Regions from separate parts of the Homo sapiens genome. Here region 1 is linked to region 2. Evidence: chromatin loops called from intact Hi-C (ENCODE). Cell type or tissue: IMR-90. All regions are shown on one strand. Each heading gives the region's core, and the rest is flanking DNA. Links, peaks and the distances in the headings are about the cores only. Region 1 overlaps SERINC5 (serine incorporator 5). Region 2 overlaps SERINC5 (serine incorporator 5).

What was found. Peaks named below come from ENCODE experiments on the same cell type or tissue, not always from the same donor. Only the 100,000 strongest peaks of a DNase experiment are listed, where the experiment ranks them.
Region 1: it touches region 2 in a loop (1.9-fold over the local background); 6 of 110 quality-filtered maps call a loop at or near these places.

What each region holds. Positions count from the first base shown.
Region 1 is chr5:80,166,449-80,169,281 of GRCh38, forward strand. SERINC5 (serine incorporator 5) reads right to left here. Exons shown (of 12, transcript NM_001174072.3): 7 at 1-30. Among named protein-coding and RNA genes, the nearest start is that of THBS4-AS1, 84 kb to the left of the region's middle. In IMR-90, for the core only: no CTCF peak of the experiment used is centred there; no DNase peak of the experiment used is centred there.
Region 2 is chr5:80,246,113-80,248,886 of GRCh38, forward strand. All of the region lies in intron 1 of SERINC5 (serine incorporator 5), which reads right to left. Among named protein-coding and RNA genes, the nearest start is that of SERINC5, 8.5 kb to the right of the region's middle. RefSeq lists enhancers at 1-442, 1,158-1,452. In IMR-90, for the core only: no CTCF peak of the experiment used is centred there; a DNase peak (open chromatin) is centred at 1,379.

The sequences.
Region 1 (2,833 bases), core at 79-2,578, 80 kb before region 2:
CTGATTGTAAGAGCCCCGAGTGTGGCTGTCCTGAAAAGTGACAAGAGACAGACAACAGGTTTTAATTTGAAGAAAAAGAAAGCACATGCCTAAAAAACCTGATAGTCCCCATGACAGTCCTCAAACTTGAGCATCCACCTTTAAAGGAAAGAAAAGAGAAAAAAATGTAGTATGTTTCTCAGATAAAACTAAAAAGATATTAAGGGGGAGAGAGTTACACGCTGAACTGAACATTGCTACTTCAAAGACATCAGGTTCTGCCAAGTTATCTACCAATACTTTATCAAGCCTATGGCTACACTTAAAACACACTAACTAGTCTCCCTGAGGTTTGTAACATTAGTTCTTAAATCACAAGATCAGAAAAAAAATTACCATAGTTGTTGATAAAACCACATAGCTTAATTGGGGAGGGGAGTAAGTGGTAAACCAGATTTCATAGGGGATGTATTCTGGATTCTACAAGGTCATCACATACTACAGTCTATGACAGGGCAAAAAGCTCTTACCTGCCAATGATCAAAAAGCTTTTGGGGACAGAATACAAGAACTGCTCTTGGCTAAAGAGGAAGGCTATGGGGCTCAGCATTCACTGGGAGAATGGCTTTAAGGTTATTTATTTATTTATTCATTTATTTTTAACTTTTATTTTAGGTTTAGGGGTGTATGTGCAGGTTTGTTGTAAGGGGAAAATTGCCACAGGGGTTTGTCATATAGATTATTTCGTCACCCAGGTATTAAGCCTAGTACCCATTAGTTATCTTTCCTGATCCTCTCCTTCCTCCCACCTCCACCCTCTGATAGGCCCCAGTGTGTGTTGTTCCCCTCTATGTGTCCACATGTTCTCATCATTTAGCTCCCACTTTTAAGCAAGAACATGTGGTATTTGGTTTTCTGTTCCTGTGTTAGTTTGCTAAGGATAATGTCCTCCAGCCCCATCCACGTTCCTGCAAAGGACATGATCTCTTTCCTTTTTATGGCTACACCGTATTCCATAGATTCCATAGTGTATATGTACCACATTTTCTTTATTCAATCTACCATTGACGGGCATGTCGGTGATTCCATATCTTTGCTATTGTGAATGCCTGTGTCTTTATGTGAGAACCATTTATATTCTTTTGGGTATATACCCAGTAATGAGATTGCTGGACCTAATGATAGTTTTGTTTTTAGGTCTTTGAGGAATTGCCACCCTGCTTTCCACTATGGTTGAACTAATTTACATTCCCACCAACAGTGTATAAGTGTTCATTTTTCTCTGAAACTTCACAAGCCATCTGTTATTTTTTGAAAGTTATAATATTTCAAGGAAACTAAGGGTTCAGATCCTTCAGAGTAACCAGGATGTGATAAGGGATCTCTCTTTCTTTCCTGCGAAATTTTCGACCACTTGCCGACATAAAAGGATGCAGTTTTTACTCAGTCTTCCCTTTGGTCAAATTTGTTTCCAAAATTATCATTATTAAATTGTAATTACCAATAAAGACATAAAATAGACCCTGTTATAATGTTGCTCTTTGGCAAGGGAATAAGATTTTCCTTAGCACCTAATGGTATTAAACCAAGTATTTCAAAACATTATCCCTATTTCAAAAGGTAGGACTTAACCCAAAGATTTTAATCGGAATATCAAGTTGTTCTAGGAACTCTTAACTGATCAATTAAAGGGATTAGGAGAATAATACTCTCAATTTCAATAATGGTCTTAAAATTTTTAATAGAAGAAAACAAATTATTTGTGACTAGTTGCCTTTTTTTTTTTCGACACAGAGTCTCACTGTCACCCAGGCTGGAGTGCAGTGGTGGGATCTTGGCTCACTGCAAGCCCCGCCTCCCGGGTTCAAGCAATTCTCCTGCCTCTCAGCCTCCCGGGTAGCTGGGAATACAGGCGTGTCCCACCATGGCTGGCTAATTTTCTGGGTATTTTTTTGTAGAGACGGGGTTTCCCGAAGTTGGCCAGGCTAGTCTTGAACTCCTGACCTCAGACGATCTGCCTGCCTCAGCCTCCCAAAGTGCTGGGATTACAGGCATGAACAACTGCGCCCGACCACTAGTTGCCTTTTTAAACCACTATTTTAGAAATGATTCAAGGGGGCTGTACATTTATTGCCTGTATTTTCCTACCTAGAACCTGAATGTCATGTGCATTTTCATCACCTATAGGGTCCGACACCCACAAAAAAAATCAGACCAGGGACATCTCACTGTAAGCCCAAAGACACTATACCCTGGCTTAAGAAACCAAGAGTAGTTTATAAATGGCAATTCACATTTATACTTCCTAAAGCACTTTCAGATCCCACTGTCTCTTCCTTCCGGCTTTGAAACAACAATGAGCAAGGTCAGGCTCACATGTTTCCACTGAGTTTACTGAGGAAGAACCTGGGTCTAAGGAAGGTTAGCACATGGGCCAGCTGCTGGCTGAGCTGGGATGGGATGTCCTGCTTCCTGACTCCCAGACCACACTGTCCACAGCCTTGAGTGAAAGATGACCCCAGAACCAACCCCTTCTGCGGCCCTTTCATTCAACTTTTACACAGAGATTGTAGGCAAGCTCATAAACACCTGATCTTGATATACACGGAAGGCATTTCCCATTTAAAGGCTCTTTGTGGTACATTATTTAGCAAAGGCAGTATCTTCCTATTCATTGACTTCGTTACGTTCAGGTCTTTCTCGACATGAGAAATGCTTGGCTATCACAGCTCGAGCATGAGATATGAAGAGACTGGAGCCCCACCTTGCCTACTGCTGACACATCCACAGTAAGTTAAGGAATACACTAGTTCCAAACAAACAAAACAAAACAAAAAAAGCCATTGGGTTTGCT
Region 2 (2,774 bases), core at 4-2,503:
AAAATACTGCCATTGTTTCTGAGAATGGCAGTGGAGGAGATCAATGAGCATGGAATCAAGAACAAAAGACTGAATTCCTCCCTAGTTGGGGTGAACCACACTCACCAAGGATCAAAGCATTAGGAAATCAGCCCTCCATTAAATTGCTGAGACATAATGTGAGTGCAAAAACAAAACAAAACAAAACAAAAAAATGGAAAAGGCATTCCACAAAGACCTCATGAATTTTGTTTCAAAATGCACTTAGCTAGTTTATAAAAAAATGATACTTAAACACAAGTCTGATTTTCCCATCTTCGCTAGTTATCTTTTCATAAATAAGATTTAAGGGGTTATGCATGTGTTTTTCCTACTTTTGTTTTGACTACACAGTTTTCATGAGAGAGTGAAAATGCTGTCTAATCACTATATACTGTAACCTTACTTCAAAAACCCACAAATTGTTTCAAAATTTACTCTCTGATAAAAACCCACTAAGTCTTTCCACAACAGCTGCTTTCCTTAAACATCAGCAATTTTAATCTCACAAGGCAAACTACGGAAGAAAAGCCAAAAGTAAAATCCTGCTTCCCTTTAAAATTCAAACAGATGTTCTGTGTAATCACACCAACTCAGTATTTGAATTTCCTACTGCCCTATACTGACTCTCAGATTAAGTTCTAAAATGTTTTGAAATATCATTAATATATAAGCTAGAAGAATATGGGGATATTCTCACTGTAAATGTTTTAAAATACATTTTAAGCAGGGCAGCAAAGGTTTACTCTGGGCTACTTGGGATGCCTAATATTTGGGAACAATCACAGTGATTTAGAGAGGTAACTTGATTGATACTGTTCTCAGGATCCAATCATAACCCTAAATTCAACTGCAAACAGCAATATGTAAAATTCACCAACAATGCGGCTTGACTCAGAACACTAAGAAAACACTGGGTCTTTACAATTAGGCAGGTATGGCCACTTAAAGTACTAAAAATAGCTTGGTCAAAGAATTACATCCAATGGCTAGTTCTGTAGACATATCAGCTTATATGAAGACTTCCTTTTTAACATCAAGTTATCACAGATGATCTGGCCACATACTGCTCTGAAATAAAAGTAGACAATGCCATAATTACTGCAGTGCCCTTTCTGAGGCTCTAACTGGTGACTACATTAAAATACCTGGAAAACTGGAAAGTAAAGCTTCCGTGTCTCATAGTCACTCCCAGATACTCAGTATCTGTGGGAAATCTACAGCCTCTATACAGAAAACGAGGGCGGAAAGCAAGCAATGGGGAAGGGGGTGTTACCTTTTATTTAATTAGCACAGAGAGATGAGTCAGAGGCTGCCTTCCACGCCTACAGACTGGCCTCTCCTCAACCGTGCCTACAAAGTCAGACTTGCTGCAGTCCAAAGCTATTTGTCAGCTGGACAGGTCAGCTACAGAGCTGCCCAAGAAAACATATTTGAATGAGCAACCATCAAGCAACTCTCCAACTAAGAGTGCAACCTTCACTCTCCATACTGTTCAAGGTAAGTGACAGAGGATTACCTGACAACCTGAATTTAGCTACACTACACAAAGACACTCCTAAGCCACCCTTCCTGTATCAGCTCACCAGTGAGCTATACAGAGTAGTCCCTCCTTACCCAAGGAGGATGTGTTCCAAGATCCCCAGTGGATGCCTGAAAGTGTGGATAGTACCCAACCCCATATATACTGTGTTTTTTCCTGTATATACATACCTATGAGAAAGTTTTGTTGTTTAAGACAGGGTCTCACTCTGTCACCCAGGCTGGAGTGCAGTGACACAACCATGGCTCACTGCAGCCTCGACCTCCCTGGGCTCAGGTGATCCTCCCACCTCAGCCTCCCAAGTAGCTGGGACTATATAGGCACACACACCACCATGCCCTGGCTAATTTTTGTTTTTTGTAGAGACAGGGTTTCTCCATGTTGCCCAGGCTGGTCTCTAACTCCTGGGCTCAAGTGATCCACCCACCTCAGCCTCTGAAAGTGCTGGGATTACAGGCATGAGCCACCTTGCCTGGCCTCATGATGAAGTTTAATTTCTAAATTAGGCACAGTTAAGAGATTAACAACAATAAGAAATAATAAAATCAAACTCTTATGACACTATGCCAACATCACTACTCTTGCGCTTTGGGGCCACTAAGTCAAATATAGGTGACTTGAACGACTTGAACACAAAGACTGCAATTCTGCGACAGTGGATCTGATAACCGAGATGGCTCCTAAGTGACTAAGGGGTGAGGAGCATAGGTAGACAGCTAGACAGCATGGAGATGCTGGCCAGAATTGATTCACATCCCGGTGGGATGGAGTGAGGTTTCATCACACTATTCAGAACAGGGCATAATTTAAACCTGTGAATTGTTTATTTCTGGAATTTTCCACTTAATATTTTCATACCCCAATAGACCTCAGGTAACTGAAACCACAGAAAGCAAAACTGCAAGTAAAGGGGTACTACCGTATTTAGCCAACATCAACCAAAACACCACCTTGACAGAACAATTATAGGGCACTTTACTGCATTGTGCCCACATCTTTATAAAGATGAACAGGAAAATAAAAGTGCCAGTGCTAGTGATAAGAAACACAGGCCTCAATGTTAATGCAGTGGAAGCAAAGATGGCCACCATCATACAGCAGGAAAACAGTGACTCAACCACCATTTGGACAGACGTTATCTGTGAAAGTAATTGTAAAAAGAAAAGGTCAAAGTTAAAGAAAATGTTGAAAATGACAGAAATATATTGTCAAT